3 separate regions of the Mus musculus genome follow, and regions 2 and 3 are each linked to region 1. Evidence: chromatin loops called from intact Hi-C (ENCODE). Cell type or tissue: heart. All regions are shown on one strand. Each heading gives the region's core, and the rest is flanking DNA. Links, peaks and the distances in the headings are about the cores only.

What was found. Peaks named below come from ENCODE experiments on the same cell type or tissue, not always from the same donor. Only the 100,000 strongest peaks of a DNase experiment are listed, where the experiment ranks them.
Region 2: it touches region 1 in a loop (2.1-fold over the local background); 2 of 42 quality-filtered maps call a loop at or near these places.
Region 3: a loop joins it to region 1, with 4 times the contacts of the local background. A loop is called at or near these places in 9 of 42 quality-filtered maps.

What each region holds. Positions count from the first base shown.
Region 1 is chr14:101,376,336-101,382,019 of GRCm38, reverse strand. No RefSeq gene overlaps it. Among named protein-coding and RNA genes, the nearest start is that of Gm34361, 180 kb to the right of the region's middle. In heart, for the core only: a CTCF peak has its summit at 2,477 (motif pointing right); no DNase peak of the experiment used is centred there; H3K4me3 peaks cover 220 bases; H3K27ac peaks cover 661 bases; H3K27me3 peaks cover 1,108 bases.
Region 2 is chr14:101,291,636-101,297,319 of GRCm38, reverse strand. No RefSeq gene overlaps it. Among named protein-coding and RNA genes, the nearest start is that of Gm34361, 93 kb to the right of the region's middle. In heart, for the core only: a CTCF peak has its summit at 2,415; no DNase peak of the experiment used is centred there.
Region 3 is chr14:100,007,096-100,012,779 of GRCm38, reverse strand. The region is part of intron 3 of Klf12 (Kruppel-like factor 12); the gene reads left to right. Among named protein-coding and RNA genes, the nearest start is that of Klf12, 140 kb to the left of the region's middle. In heart, for the core only: a CTCF peak has its summit at 2,835 (motif pointing left); no DNase peak of the experiment used is centred there.

The DNA.
Region 1 (5,684 bases), core at 366-5,365:
GCCTACAAGGGAGCCAGCTTGCAAGCAGCCTCCCCTGTGGTTCCTGCTGTACATTGGATGAGAAGTAAGTTACCTGGCTAATGGTCCTCTTGCTTGGAACAGCAAGCAGGCCTGCCTTCATATTCCTGCCTTGACTTCCCTCACTGATAAACCGTAACTTGAATGATGATATAAACGCTCTCCTCCCATAATCTTTCTTTCATGTTTTATCACAGCCATAAAATACATACTAGAACAAGTAATACTGCCACAAAGGTGGCCACAGCAAGACAAATATGTATAGCAAGGAATGCAAGAATCTGAGCTTTGCAGCCATCTCAAGTTCAGTATGCAGCCACATCACTTTGTTACTTCGGATAAGCAAATTAACACTGCTGTGTTTTATTTTATTCTTAGATTAAGAGAGATAATGTGTCATCATAAGGTTATTATTTAGATTACGTAAGAATCTTGGATGAAGGTATGTGGTGGGATGTTCAGTCTGAGCCTATTTGTGTCACAGCTACCAGAAGTCAAAAACTCATTAGAACTCTGGTTGTCCTCTTATGGCTTAATGGTACTTCTAAATTACCCAAGCGTAGCACCATACTTTCATGCTGGAATGGGCCAGGTTCTAGGGAGGAACTCTTGAGCATTATCACATCACTACAATAGTACAGAGAAGGGAAGGTAATTGGACCAGAAGATACTGACTCCAGGCAAAAATTAGGTATGAGTCATTTCTGGAGATCTATGTTTCTTGCTCCAGAAGTCATGTTGATACTAGTATTAACTATTTATGAATGTGCTCATTACAGTTTTTCCACATTTAGGGCTTCTACATTCAAAATATTTGGGCATCTGAAGGTAAGCAAAGAATCAGCAATTTCAAAAGCGAGTCATTTATACCCATGGAGTTCAAAATGAGATTAAAAGAAAAAATACCCGAGGAGCCTAAACCAGAGAGCTGGAACATCCCGTGTGTAGCAGCCCAGGCAGGCAGGTATCCACCATCATTCAGGAACAGAGCTCAGGGATCAACAATTACAAAAGAACCCGGTGCCTATGAGTACCTAGACCTGCATGGCTCTGGAACTGATGTGATTGGGTGACAGGAAATGAAAGACAGTAGAGCCACATACAGAAAAGCTAAGATGGGGGAGCCTGTGCACTCTGATGGAGTGCTAGTCTGTGTACTGGATGCTATCTGCAGAGATCTCTTGCTCAAGTCGTGCACTCCTGCATCTGAGATGGTCACCTAAGTCATCACTGAAGTGGGATGCTTTCTGCGCTCTCCTATGAAGTATGGACTTAACTTAGAAATTGAGGGAGGCTACACTGTGAAGAGCGAGGAGCCACTTTGAGCTTGTCTTCTCTGAAGTTCTGAACTAAGATTTTAATCCTAAGAGATAACCAAGAATATGCAGAACCTACTGCAGGCTTTTCTGAAAACAGCCATCAAGCCCTTTGAAAACATTTTTCTTTTTTCTAGTTGAGATCATCATCACTAGCATCGTCGTCGACGTCGTTGTCGTCGTCTTCATCACCATCATCATCATCATCTAAGGCTTCCATCCTTTTGAAATGGATGCTAAAGTCTGTGGTGGTCACGGAAAACCTAGCCTTAGAGACATACTCCTGGGACTTTGCTGAGAAGCAGGGTGGGTGAGACAGTCAACTTCCGGCGTCCCAAGGAAGGCCCTCTGGGGAAGAGCACACTCTGCAGACACTTTGGGAAGCACTGTGTTCTACATGTAGCCCCCTCAGGCTAGGTCACAGTGTTTTCTGTCACTGGAAACCTCACGGAGAGTGCTATCAGGTCTTGCTATTTCGATTTGATAGAGAGGGAACTCTTTCTAACTAGGATCTTGTAGTGAGTTATGGTTTTGCTATGCTAACCCTTTGAAACGGACAACCCCGTGTTCTTTGAATTCCTTGGGGGAAATTCTAGGATCCATTGAGAGGTAAAAAGGTCCCAATTCTCCTCAGAAAGCACGAGGACGGTAAGGTGAGGGACCACCAAATGATTCTATGCTGCTGGCTAGGGGGAAACCACAGCGGAAAACCAGCCCTTCCTGCAGAGTCTCTACAGTGGAATGGAGGTGTGGTGGGTAGTCCCGGGAGATGGGGGTGTCCAGACCCCTCTGCCTTTGTTTCAGGTCACTCTATGAGCCTCTTGGCATTTAGCAACCTTAGTCAGAGGAGCTGAGGGCATAGAGAAGTGCCCTGCTTGAGCCTTACCAAATAGCTAAATCCAAGTAGGTTCCCAGGCTACTCCACCCGCCCCCTACTACTGCGTTCTTTTCCCAGAATGTTTACAGTTTCTTTCCTTTGTGTATTCTCCTTAAGGTTAACTGGGGAAGGAGAGCTAATGGAGGGGTAAGAAGCTCGTGCAATTTGTCATTTCTTTTTGGAGCTGTAGGGCTATAAATGAAGCAGGACTGCTCCCAGGAACAGAGCGGGAGACTAAAGGACGTTCTTTGTTCCAGTCGCCAGTAGATGGCGCTCCGCTTCCGCTCAGCCATCCGTCCAGTCCAGCTTTGCCACCCATTGGTGGGGTTCTGAGGTCCAAACCGGTGTCACCAGCGCAGGCAAGAGGCAAATATTAAAGCTAGCATTCCCTGCATTTTTTGAGAAAGAAAGCCTTTGTGTTTCGGTTGACTCCAGAGTCTCGGGAGATGTGCCTGGGAACTCCCTCTGCCGCTGAACTCATCACAGTGGCCTTTTATTCACTTAGAAAATGCTTTCCCCGGATCCCAGCTCAATTACCTTTTGTCTCCCCTCTGTTCTAATGCTCTGGTAGGATGCATGAAAAACAAAGCAAGGTTAGACATTTTCTATCTCTCCTACAATGGTTTACTTTCCTTGTTTCCAGAACCAAATGGAATGAGTGGTCTCAAAGCCCCAATCCGTGTGCAGGCATGCGTATATACAAACCGATATGAGTAGTGTCGCGTCTGGTCCACGTTTACTTTGTCCGAAAGGAAATATATAAATAAACACAAATAAGCAAAACTTTCTTTCCTTTGGGTAAAATGTCTGACAAGGTTTTCACTACTTGGCTCAAAGTGTGTGTTTATTTGTCACTTCAGAGGTCCAGTATCTGAAAAACTATTCAGAATGATGGTTAATCAATCCAACAACTAGCTACTGACTAGGAGGATGGAGAAAGCCTTTTATTCTGTGTTGTGGGGGATGCAGAGATAAGTGCTTAATGCCAAAGAATTCACCACCCAGTCTTAGAAAAATCGCTGTGGGCAGGTAAAGCATTGAGGGCAAGCATCGAGGGCATGCGTGTTAGCGTGCGACTCTAGGCTGCAACTGTGGGCTGCTGTATTATAGTCACTGGAGATTGAGATCTGAGAGGCTGTTCTACTCATTCAGAGCACCGTATCTAGCAGTGAATACAGGATAGTTTGGTTGCCTCAAAGCCTCGCCATGCTTGATTTGAGCTGTACTATGCTATACTGATAAAGATGCGAATTAATTCCCCAAAGGATGAAATTTACCTTAGGTCAGCAGGATAATCTGCCTTTCTAAAGCACCTCTCCATGTGTTACCTCAGGGAGAACACTCTGCAAATATTTTACATTGTGATTATGTTCAACAAAATATAAGCAAGAGATGAACACATCGATATTGAAGACTTCAGCGTGGCCAGAACCCAGAATGCCAAACTCCTTATTGTTACTGCGGCTATATGTTCTTCCCTTGCAGAATATATTTAGTAGATTTGGATGGAAAGGGACAATTTCTCCAATGGGAAGAAAGTGCAGAGTCTCTCTCTCTCTCTCTCTCTCTCTCTCTCTCTCTCTCTCTCTCTCTCTCTCTCTCTCTCTCTCTCTCTCTCTCCTCTCTGAATTTGGAGAGCGAGGAGAAGGGGCGGGGGAATCTTCCAGAGGTCTTGGTCTGTTGCGATATCCTTGCCAATCCTTCAATTACTGTATTTCTTTCATGAGAAATTGTTATTAGAATGCACTCACCCTTTTAGGGAGCTGTGAATGTGGTTATAATTGCTTGTTTCTGAGATAATTCGCCTGACAGCAGAGCCCTGGAAAAGTTACTTGAACAAACGGAACAAGGGCATTAGCCTTGGCTATGTCGGCTGCGAGGATGCGGCACCAGTCTGGGCTGTACCAACCTGGGCTGTGTCGGCTGCGAGGATACAGGGGAGCCATGGTGGTCACGGGAAACACAGCTAGAAATTCCTCTGTTTCAGTGTGTGAGGACCACTTGGGTTTTGATATTTCCTGGAGGAGGGAACTTGAACTACATGAGGTCTTGGTGGGTTCAGTTGCAGTCGCTGATAATGAGTGGACTGTCTAGTTGATCCCATTTTCCCCCATCCTCCTTCTTGGGAGGCTACGTGGATCCAGATTCAAACTCACTTGAATCATCTCACTTCTGCAGGAGCAAGGGAGGGGGAAAGAGGATGGCAAAAGGTTGATTGATTTCAGGCATTTAATCAATGAAAAAAATTTTTAACATCTGTATTATTGGTGCTGCTGATAGTCTTTGATGTCATTGATCAAAGAGTTGTGCTAATTCATTACAAACTGACATAAAACGACATGTTTTTAGCTCCTGGGGAGTAAATAGGATACACTTTGTCTTAAAAGTTTAAACTCTCGAGATCAGCATACTATGATAGTATTTTCCCCCTGCCTCTAAACTTTTGGCTCATTTTATTTTCTTAAAAAAAAAGATTGTAGAAACCTCCCAATGATGCCTGTTTATCGGCACCGTAACCAAACACTGGTAATCAGAAATTCCATTGGCTAAAAGTCAGACAGTAACCATTCACAGGGGAGAATAAAAACATTATCCAGTCAATACCGGAGTTTAGCAAGATACTGCCCAGCCCTTCAGGATTGATGCAAAGAAGCAAATACAGAGAACACTTCAACCAGCCCGCTGACCTGTTTCCTATTTTCATTTCCCTTCCCAACATTCCTCTATGGAGTTAAAAACCTACAGAGTCACAGGTTTCATATAAAACATAGTCAGTTTTGGATGTTATCTGACCATGGCCAGTTTAAAGTAGGTAGCACAAAGACAGAGAACCAAGACTTATCTAGAACATTTGCTAGATTCCAAGGTAGAGAGCATGCTAGCCTGCTCCCCCTGATGGTGTCATTTATGTTGTTAAGTGGCTTTTCCATGACTAACAACTTAAGCATGCACTTGCAAGCTACCACTTTTTTTTTTTAAGTTACAGCAAAACCTGGCCAGTGTTGCATAACCTTTCAAACTCCCTTTAAGCCTCAAAAGCCCAAGTATGATGTTCTACATCAACCACACTAACTCTGTAGATACGAAAGAGGAAAGCAGAGCTCTGTGTCCTGGCAGGGAGTGGGTCCCTCAGGGATGTGAAGTTAAGCAGAAAAAGAAAAGCAATATGTAAAACTGAAACTCACATTTGGGAAAAAAAATCGGTGGTTCATTTAATATACAGGAAAATGACTAAAATCACAATACCTGAAGTTTGGTTGCCTGCAGAAAGAACAGTGGGAGTGTGTAAAAGGTAAAATCATGAACTCACTTCGTTGTATTATCTGTAGTGTTTGAATATTTTTTGCTGAAATATATGCATGTATTATTCATGTAATAAGCTAGTTTTGAAGACTATACATCTCATCACTCCACCTGAGACACGCTGGACAAAAAACACTGATGTAATCTTCTGTCCTGCATTGCGGAACATA
Region 2 (5,684 bases), core at 239-5,238, 85 kb after region 1:
TTCAAAGATTCTGAAATAAATTCACTATCTTTTGATACATATTTCATGTTTATGATTATTTAAAATTGGCCACTACTAACTGTCCATCATTGCAGGGTGTGGAGTTATTCCCATTTTATGTCATGACCATCTCAGACTGTAGATACTACCCACTACCTCAGACACTTGCCAGTTCTTTGTGATGAGAACATCTATCATTTTGCCTTTTAGCTGGTTTGATTTATGCAGTATAATACTGAGTTACAATAATGGCCCTTCTGGGCAATGCACCTACAGAACTGACTTCTGTCAGTTACTCTGCATCTAGCCTCCTCCAAATACCCACTGGTCCTCTGCTTTGATAGCTACCATTCTACTTTCTGTTTATGAGCCCCAAGTTTTAGCTGCAATCTGAAGGGAATTTTGAAGTATTTGTCTTTCTGTGCTCACAAGGTTATCCCCCAAATAAAAAAAAATCACATAAAATTTTGATTCTTTTCTATGTTGACCATCAGCCAGTCTCACTGAAAATTGACCCTTTCTTTGTGTTTTTCTGCTTCATTGTGAGAGCAGTTTGAAGAAACAATTGTATGAATTTCTTATTTTTCAATCAGCTTAGTTCAGTTTTATCTATATTAAAGACATGCAAGCTTTCTTGAGTTTATTTTATCATTTCTAAATGATAAATTTATTCAAAGTAAATATTTTACTTGCTTTTATTCTTATTTTATAACTAAAGAGCAAAATAATGCATGTGAAATGGATCCCATTTCTCGATTTTATTCTTGTGAGGGATGGCAAAGAGGGGAAACCCGGCAGAGAGAAATGCTTGTTTTATAATTTAAAACACAGTGTCTATTAGGTTAAACAATAGATAAGTCCAACTAAGTCCAACTGCAGATGATCCTTTGCCTCTACTGTCCTCTTTGAACACCTGCACACACATGGAATACACAAACACACACACACAGACACAGAGACACATAGACACACAGACATACACACACACACTATATATATATATATATATATATATATATATACACACACACACACACACACACACACATACATGTACATATACACACAGACACACATTTTATATATATACACATACATGTACATATACACACAGACAGACAGAGATACACACACATAATATATACATACATATACACATACACATAGACACACACATGGATAAATTGAGTGTGATGGCAGGTATACATTGTGTTTCTAGTACTTTGGAAGTAAAGGCAGGAGAGTGATTAGTTGGAGGTCATCATTGCTACATAGCAAGTTTAAGGTCAGCGTGGGTCTCTTGGACCATGCATCAAAAGCATACAAGCAACAAAGAAACAAACAAATAAAAAGAAAACAAAACAAAAAAATTGCATACTACTTTGGTAGGTTGTGAGGATCTTACTCTCCTACATAATGACTCTTAACATTGAAAGACAGTGATATAGAAACAGGAAGGAGTTTATAGTGGATTTACCTTATTAGAAACAAAAATTGAAAATTGTGTCTTACTAAAGCCAAACTGCTTTGATGGAAGAAAATCTCAAAACACTTACAGAAAAGCCTATAGAAATAATGCATGGAAACTCCTGACAAGAGACTGACAGGATAAACAGCTAATACAATAAGACACATGAGGGAACAGGGCCATATAACAGACACTGCCAAGGGAGTTTTCCAATGATTTGCTCGCCTGAAGTCTCAAGGGTAAGCACATGCTAAGGGCTGACCTACTTTGGATGAAGCTTGCTGCCATTTTTTTTTTAAACAGGTAAATCCTTTGGTGTTTCAACAGAACAATGGATTGCTCATCAAAACAAATTCTCTGTAGATCCTACTGAAAGTCCTTCCTTACTCTCATCAAAATAATTATCTTCCACACAAATTATCTCTTTCACAAAAACAAATATTTCTGCGTCCTGCTTGCTCTTGTTACCAGACATGCATATTCCATGGGTGCTGGGCACACTCCAGCTAAATCTTGGTGGATTCTGAGACTTGCTGCTTCCTGAGGCTTGAGTTGGTTGGACAACTGGCTCTGGTTCTCAAAGAGTCAATATTAATTTTTGAATTGAGGGTTAAGAAGGAAGAGTTCCAAGCCAGGTTGAATGATTGTTCAGGTAGGTAGACTAAAAATGTTTACCTGTCTCCTTATTTTGTATGTGTGCCTCCAGCATGTATGTGTGGCATGTAAGATCTGAGGACAACTTGCCAGAGTCTGTTTTCTCCTTCCACCACGTGAATTCAAGTTGCTGAGCTTGGCAGCAAGCCTCCCGACCTGCCAAGCCATGCTGCTGGCCCGGGAGATGCTTTTATTTATGGCCTCTCCAGGCTTTTGTGTTATCTCTATGGTGGTTGCTTGGTCTTTGCTTCTGTCTGTGAAATCTGTTCTGTGTTTCTTTAGAACATCTGTCATGTAGATGGCGCTGTTGCTTAGTTTCCAGTGCTGATGGCTTATGATTGCGTTTCTTTAATTGAATGGGGAGGTGTACAGGGGAATCCAGTTGAGCACATGAACTCAGAATGCCATCTTGAGTCAGTAGACTTCAATATGACCCTGCCGAGGCCCTCGCTACTGCCAGTTAGTGTTATGGGGTCCCTACTTGAGAAAGGCAGGGTAAGGAATGTGCACCTTTTGACAGAGATATACATTCCATATGCTTTTCCCTCTCTGTGAAACACCCCCCCCCCCACTTCTCTCTTTATCTCTATCTTGGCAGTAAGTCTCCAACATGCAATTTGTCTGTGTAAGAATTAAGGAAAACTAACAAATACACTCAGAAACTTAAAATTTTCTACAAATTACTATTTAACTATGAACCTTTCTTTTATAACTCAGTGTTTTTCTCTGAAACTCACACTTGTTTACACAGGTTTCTTCTGGTATTTTTATGTTTGTGGTTGCAAACTAAAGATCAGGTGTATGTATATAGCCAACTCAGAAAGAGCTTTCATGTTTCATAGTTGTATTCTTAGAAAAGGCCACATATTCCTTGGATTCCTGGGAACATTGTACAGTGGGCCTATTAAGGATTGAGTAATTTATACAATAATAACTTCTACTGCTAAAAATGCAAGATGTCACACTTGTGCCTGTCAAGTACTAGCCTGAAACCTACCAGTGTTTTGTTCAATAGAAGGCTCACCTGTGTCTTCTGTGTGTGTTTTAAACCACTTAAAGGCAAGTACAATTGTGTGGTTTTTTTTTTTTTTTTCCTTACAGTTTTGGGCATGAAATCTGTCATCATGTTGGGCAACTGTATATTGTGTTTTTGGAGAGAAAATATCAACAGTTGTCAATAAAGAAGAGACACTGCCCACAGGATTTTTTAGTATCCTGTAGCAGACTTCAAGTGGGACCAAAGTGTCTCTCTCTCTCTCTCTCTCTCTCTCTCTCTCTCTCTCTCTCTCTCTCTCTCTTTAAATAATTTTAATTGTGTACATTTCAAATTATATCCCTCTTTGTAGTTACCCTTCCACAACTCCCTCATCCCACTCCCATTCTCCCGCTTCCCTTTGCCTCTATGAAGGTGCTCTTCCAGCTACTCACTCACTCTGGTCTCATCCCTCTGGCATTCCCCTACACTGGGGCATCAAGCCTTCCTCCCCTCCCATTGATGTCAGATAAGGCCATCCTCTGCTACATACGTATCTGGAGTCCTGGCTTCCTCCATATGTACTCTTTGGCTGGTGGTTTATTCCCTGGGGGCTCTGTGTGGTCCAGTCAGTTGATATTGTTCTTCGTAATGATGAGATCACATGCTTACATGTCATGTATACCAGTTGGCCATAGTAGTGCTGAAAAGTAGCCTGTGTCTATAGAGGAGTGATGTGATGCACTTCAGTGGCATTGAGGAGGATGAAGTGAGCGACTGAGGTAAATCCTGAAGAAATGAAATGAGGTGGCACGTCTTTGCATGGCACCTGAATACCCTGAGTTCTGTAGCTGCTCAGAACAAGGCTAGAGATGTTACTTTTTATTTAAGCTTGGGTCAGAAGGACTTTGTTGCGGTTACAGTCTTCTGTGTTAATCTACTATCAATTTAGGAAAAATAATGTCACAATCATGAGGCTCTCCACCGATTAAACACTTTTAATCAGTGTTTTATAGGCTAAATTGCTTACTATATGTCCATTTTGGTACAGCTTTGAGTCATAATTTTCTACTCTTCTACTGAAACACATTTCTTAATATTCAAATTGGTGTTGAGATTAAAAACACTTTCTTCATTTCATTCAGTGTCAGGTAGCTTTCATATTGTTATGGCCAAATGTCAGACAAAAGAAACATACAAGGTTTGGTTTCTAGGCAATGACAGTCTATTGTGTTGTAGAAGACATGACAGCATACCAGTAGAAAGAAGCATTGTGTTGATACGTCTCACATATCAACACACCAGGAAGAATGGCCTGGATAGAATCAGAATGGCTCTGACCTTCAAGACCTTGCCATAGTAACCCACTGTTTCTAACTAGGCAACTGTCCCAGTAGCTCCACAACTTTCCCACACAGTACCATGAGCTGGAGAACAGTTGTTTCATCCCCTGGGGGACATTTCACTTTAAGTCTTAACAGCTACGCTGTATAATAAATTATGATGCTTGAAATTGGCCCTCTGTAATAACAGAGTCCACACTAACAAATGTAGTCAACTATGGATTGAAAATATTTGAAACTGTGTATCTGGTTTTCCTTTATCACTCTCTAAAACACAGTATAGCAAGTGTTTATGTAGCATTTACCTTGTATGAAGTATTATAAATAATCTATAGCATGAAAATATATAGGAATTGACATACAGTTTCTTTACATATCCTGCATCATTTTACATAAAAGACTCTGAACTGTGAAGAAGTTGAGATATCCAAAGCTTCATGGAGCTTGTGGATGCCGATGGACAACCACTGTCATTCTTTAAAATTCTGATACTTAGCTTATTTTATGTGTTCATTTTCATTATAGCATTTTTCCCCTTTGGTTTTCTCAGGTTAGTGGGAGTTAGACCAGCATGTGTAAGCAGCTCATCTCACAAGAGTCATTGTTTTCTTTCTTGAAGTGTGCCTTTAGGTTATAAATACAGTGTTTGGTGACTCTTCCATATTGACTCTCCCTGGTATTGTCCCTCCCAACACACCATACCCATTTTCCCAACATGATGCCAGAGTTCATGTCTATAGCTATAAGAAGAAAAACAGTTATCTCTCCCTCCAAAGATCTTAGAGTCCATGTAGAGATACTGAGGAATCTTAGGTTGTGGTGAGTGGTAGAAGTTTTACAACTAACATGCTAAGGGCAAACCAGAGTGGCTGCCCATTTAGCAAAAGAAATTGTCATGGTTTTTCTTTCTGCTCTACTTTTCCATGCCCATTGAACAATCTTTCCTAGGGCCTAAAACATTTAAGGACATTTCTTTCATTATAACAAAGAAATCCAGACATTTGTGCTGGTTTTAAATGCCATATTTATTTTATAACAGAAAAAATACTAAAACAAATATACAGAGTATACTCTTTTCAACTGCTGACTTGCAAGTCATCAGTCTAGTTTTTAGATACCATTACACACAGCTCCTACGTCTCTCTCTCTCTCTCTCTCTCTCTCTCTCTCCCTTTCTCTCTCTCTCTCTCTCTCTCTCACACACACACACACACACACACACAGTTGTGGTTAGTGTCACTAAAGA
Region 3 (5,684 bases), core at 239-5,238, 1.4 Mb after region 1:
AATGGTAGTAATTTACTAAGCAATGATCACATACTTGATTCTTTCTCCAGGAACCTTTCTGTGGGGTGAATGTTATTTTGATCAATGGCCAATTATGGTTTTGATAATCAGATGGCTTCATCTCCTTTTAATCTCCTAGATATTAGCTCATATATAAAATAAATGTTTTGTATGCCACTCACGTGGCAGCAACATCCTTCACTACCAGCAAGGAAAGTTCATTTAAAAAGAAACAAAATTCTAACATGTCACTTTATGATTTGTCAATACAGTATTTTTCATGTTGTGAACTTTTCCTGCTGGGGACAGTTGAAATCAACTGAAAATTAGATATTTTACAGAAGTGAAATAAAAATGGAATAGGTTAAAAGCAAATCTGAGAACAGCAATCAAACATATTAATCCATGAAATGTGTTGATTTAACTTATTTACATGCACAAGCAATGTGGTATTGGGACATCAGCTTCAATGTGTGCTTGTGTGTTAGTGTGCGCATGTGTGTGTGTGTGTGTGTGTGTGTGTGTTTATGTGTGTGTGCGTGTGCGCATGCGCGCTGAGTCAGGCTGAAATGGTCACAATGGCAGGCCTTTTACTATGGTACCAGGGTTTGAAAGCAACTCCTTGGGATGTTTTCTCTAATTTCTCTTTCTCTTAATTGTCTTTACCTCCATCTGTTTTTTTGCTATCCTATCCATTTGGGATTGAGTTTGGGAGTGGGACTATAGAAGAAATTATTAAAAGATTGTGTCAGATGGTTTCTACCCCACCCTTAGTTATTCAGCTCCTGGAAGAAAGACACACTCACAACCTTCATATTTACAGTATGCCTTAAGCAGCACAATAACCGGGCAGCTGCCTACCCTCCATGCTGATAGAATGTATAGCATATCAATAATCCCAAATTATTACTTATTTTATGTTCCACCTGGGTTGCTCTTCACTCTGAGTGAGCAGCCCTCAGGGCCACATTTTTATGGCTCAGCTGACCCATCATGTGTTCTCCTTTATCCGCTCCTGCATGTTCCTCTTTTATTCCATGGTAGCTTCTTTCTCCTCTTTCCCTCCTCATGGTCCTCTCGATCCCAAACCTGCAAAACTTCCTTTAAAGAAAATGAAGACATCGCAGACCATGCTAGCCATTTCTGGTCAGAGACACAGTGCCCTTCCTTTCAAAGTTACTATCCCTTAATATTTTGTTTTCTTTAAAGAAAATACAATGTTTATATCTGAAAAAGTGTGATGAGGATTGTTTCTTCTTCTGATACTCCCAAGGAGACAAAGATAGCGTTCCAGAATCCACCCTAAAAAGCAATCAGCTTTTTATTTAATTTTTCTTTTAATATTTTAAAGGATGGTGTTTTTCTAAACAAAATGTTTCTTAAATATGTTTCATTAAGAATCTGACTATGGGGACATTCCACCTGTGAATGTTCTGGATCTGTAGCCAAAGTATGGGTCTACCCATGGTATTTTGGGCTTTTCTACTGAACAAAGTCATACAACACTGTACATTATAAATGATATACAATAATTTATGAATGTTCTTTGTCAATAGAATCAGAAGGACAGAATATCTAATTCTTAAGAAACCCAAGCAAATTAAATGTGTGTGTGTGTGTGTGTGTGTGTGTTACAATAAAATAAAAAAATTTAAAGAAAAAGAATTTAGAAGGGACATAGGAAGAATTAACTACTATTTTAAATGTACTAATTTCTGCATTTAAAATTTCTCTTTTAGATATCTTAAAACAAGAGCTCGATTAAAATACAGAAATGCTTAAACCATCTTCTAAAAGTTCAAGTGTACCAGCAACTTAACTTTTCTTTAGAGTTCCGTTCAGTCTTTAGTGCAAGCAGTACATAGCACGGGGGTCACGTTTTGCTTTTGCTGCAGAGGTGATGACTCTGATCAAACACAGTCCAAATTCCTCAAGGATCATCCCCCTGCCTGAAGCCTTTGATTTCCCTTCTTGTCTGCCTGCTCTGCCTGGGCAAGAAGGCCATTACATGTGGCTTCGGCTACTTCTTTAGTTACAAAACGAGGGGAGAAAAACGATGAGCACATGGCCAGGAGAAACAGCAAGTATCTGGGGTACAGCACTGGAGAGGTAGTCAGGCTGGCAGTTAGAAGAGTAGATGAGGGGTGACTCCTAGTAATTGTCAAAACTTAAAAAGTGTGTGTGTGGGGATTTTTAACAATTTCTACTACATGGGACAGGGTCTCATGTAGCATAGGCTGGCCTCAGAGTGAGTGTGTGTATATGTGTATGTATAATATATACATACATACATACACACTAGTATATATATACATATATATAACACATATCATATAATATATAACACATATCATATAATATATAACATATAATATATAATATAATAAATATTATATAATATATAACATGTTATATATAAAGTGTGTGTATATATATATATACACACAGTTATATAAATATGTGTACAATGTATATGTGTGTGTGTTTTATATATATGTGTGTGTATATAATATTCTTCATGAATTTTATATATATATATATATATATATATATATACATATATATATACATATACACATATATACACATACATATACATGTACACTTATGAAGCAGAGGCAGGCCCTGAACTCCTGAACCTCCTGCTTCCACATTCTGAGAACTGAGACTGCAGGCCTGGCCCATCATGCCTGGCTCCCACACTATTCCTCCCCAAGGCTCGAGTTTTCTTTCTGTTGCATATCTCACCAAATCTTTTGTCCCAGAAGTCTTAAGGAGTTGAGATTTACCTTGAGGACTGGAGTCTTTGTGCTGCCACCTAGTGGTGGAATAGTACAAATCGTACACAGGGAGATTGAAGGCTACTGCGTATCAGACCCTTTTCCTAGGATGGTCCATGGTTTTGCCAGCTCGGAGTCAAAACAAGGTGCAGTGAATCTCTTCTGAGAAAATCTTAGCTTGATGGTGTTCACCTATAATTCTAGAAATGGAACTTAGGGAAGTGGAGGGAGGAGTCAAAGTTCATGAGATACATGAGACCCTATCTGAACCACGCCCTCACTAAATTAAAAAACAAACAAACAAAAAGACAAGTGGGGCAGTGGTGGCGCACGCCTTTAATCCCAGCACTTGGCAGGCAGAGGCAGGGGGATTTCTGAGTTCAAGGCCAGCCTGGTCTACAAAGTGAGTTCCAGGACAGCCAGGGCTACACAGAGAAACCCTGTCTCGAGGAGAAAGGGGGGGGGGGGCAGAGATTTAAAAATAGATGGCTATTTAGAGAACTCAAACTTAATGCTAAATATATATTTTATATACATTATATATGATATGTCTTCTATGTATATATTATGTTTAAGAGTTCTAGTATGTGAAAGGCATTATTTAATTTGGTTCAAAAGGAAAAGACGTGCCTTCTGCATGTTTCCCCCATTTTTCTGTCCTATACATTGTTATCTTTACTCTTCTTAGTAAAATTAAAATGTCCTTTGTTTCATCGCTTCACATTTTAAAGGGATGGCTTAATTTTTTTTTCACTAAGTCAAAGCACATGTGTACCAACTTGTATGCTATTAGCAAGTTTCACACCCCCGAGCAAAGAAATCGTCATCATAGAGAGAATAAAATAAAAATAAATAGTCGTGTCTTTGGGGAGATAGGCTGTAAGTTTGATAAGCTCAGGAAACAAAACAAAACAAAACAAAACAAAACAAAACAAAACAAAACAAAACAAAACAAAAATCAAAAAGACTTTCCATTATTGAATGCATTCAGTGACTCCCTTTCTGTGGAGGTACCAACCAACTTGAAAAGCCTCCTCAACCGTATTTCTCTTTCCATAACTCCTTCTCTGGGTTTCTCCCGGCCTTATCTGAGTATTGTCAGAATCCATGCCTACCCTCCTTCCTCGGGTCTAGTACTACTTATTCCAGTGAACCATCTGGAGTCTCTGGGTTCCTGAGTATATATTGTTTCTGCACTGTCCTTGAGTTTCCTTAATCTCACAGTGCTTACTCTTCAGAAATAGTATTTGAATTACATTTTAGACAATTGACACAGCGTGGATGTTAATGGTTTCTGGAGTTGAACTCCTGTGAGCGAGAAGCATTCTTGAGGTTCTCAAAGGGTCATAATGAAAACACTGTGCTGTATGGTCATTATAGTCAGTCCTTTCTTATGCTTTTGTAATATATTGTAAAATATTTTACCTGTGAACATATGATAAAGAGGACTTTGATTGGACCTGGATAATTAATTAGAATCAGCAATGTGTCTTATATAATATATTAAATAGTTATGCTAGTCGTATTTCCCAGTATAAGAAATTATGTGTGCCTCCCCGCCACCCCTTGACCCTGCACTGCGGCTAACCTCATCAACACTGTGCAACCGTAAAATCTGGAAACTGTGGAGTATGGATAATCCCACTATAAACTGTAATAAAAATTACCCTTCCAGACTCAATATTCTCTCCATTAAGTTCATAGACACTGTCTCTTTGTACATAAAGTTTTATGAAATAAATCGACCGCTACGCCTGTCGTTACCAGATAGCAAGCTGTTTTGATTTAAAGACTGATGAAGGTACAATCCGTTTTTCCATGTTTGCAGTGCATGCTGAAAACATAAATTTACTTTAACAAACCTTAAGTCGAAGGGAAAATGGTCCTCTTACTTGCACCCTGCATTTAAGTATCTCTTTGTGAGAAAGAATCAATGATGTATTTACCGTGGCTGGCTCATTTGTTGCAGCCATAAAAGGAAGATTTGGTTTCCCGTTTCAGCTCCCTGGCCTTAAAGGTGTATTAAGCAAAAGAAAGCTCAAATCTTAGACCGCTTTGTGGGAATTGTCTTGAACCTTTCTGTGTTTAGAAGGCATTGTCAGTTCCTTGATTGCATTTTTTTTTGTCTCCTCTGTGCTAATCTAAAGGCTCCTCTAATCATCTCTGCTGTGGTCTCTGCCAGAAGTAAATGCTAGAAATCAATCGTCTATAAACACAGGGACCTTTCAGACAGAGGAAACCGTCTAGGGCCCTCACTCATAAATCCTCAAAGGACGTTACTCTGGAGGAAGTCATAATGTTCTAATGAAGGGAGACGAGGGGACAGTTGAGGTGAAAGTTGAAGAAACATACAATTCCGCTACCAGAGTAGGTAGGAGTATGTCAGAGCAGGAAAAGCATGGCCGGCAGATGCAGAACGGAGGACGTGTGCCCAGCATAGTGTGATGCTGTTGTGGTGTCTGATCTGATGTGTTTTCCCATGAGATGCTGCGTATGGTAGGTGCACAACATATGTGCTGTCTATACCCTCAGCAAAGACCTGAGCTCACCACTGCTCCGAAGGCTTTTAACTCCGCTTAGATTTATTTCGTATACTCTATGTGACTATAAGTTTTGGCTGTGCCTACACTGAACATAATAAATAAAAATGGTGAAGGAGAGGAAGTGAAAGGTGTATTTTACCACCCTTATTTTTATGACCTGTGCTCTCTGAAACATTTCCTCAATAGATTTTTTTTTTTTTTTTTGGTTTTCCCAATAGGCACAGAAATGATTGCACTTCACTTTCTGTAGGTTTCCTTACAATAAGTATGTATATATCTACAGATTTTTGAATTACCAGCCTGCTCAGGTTCTATTCTTTTTACTTTGTTTGAAGCCAGCGCACAGATTAGGGAAGTGACT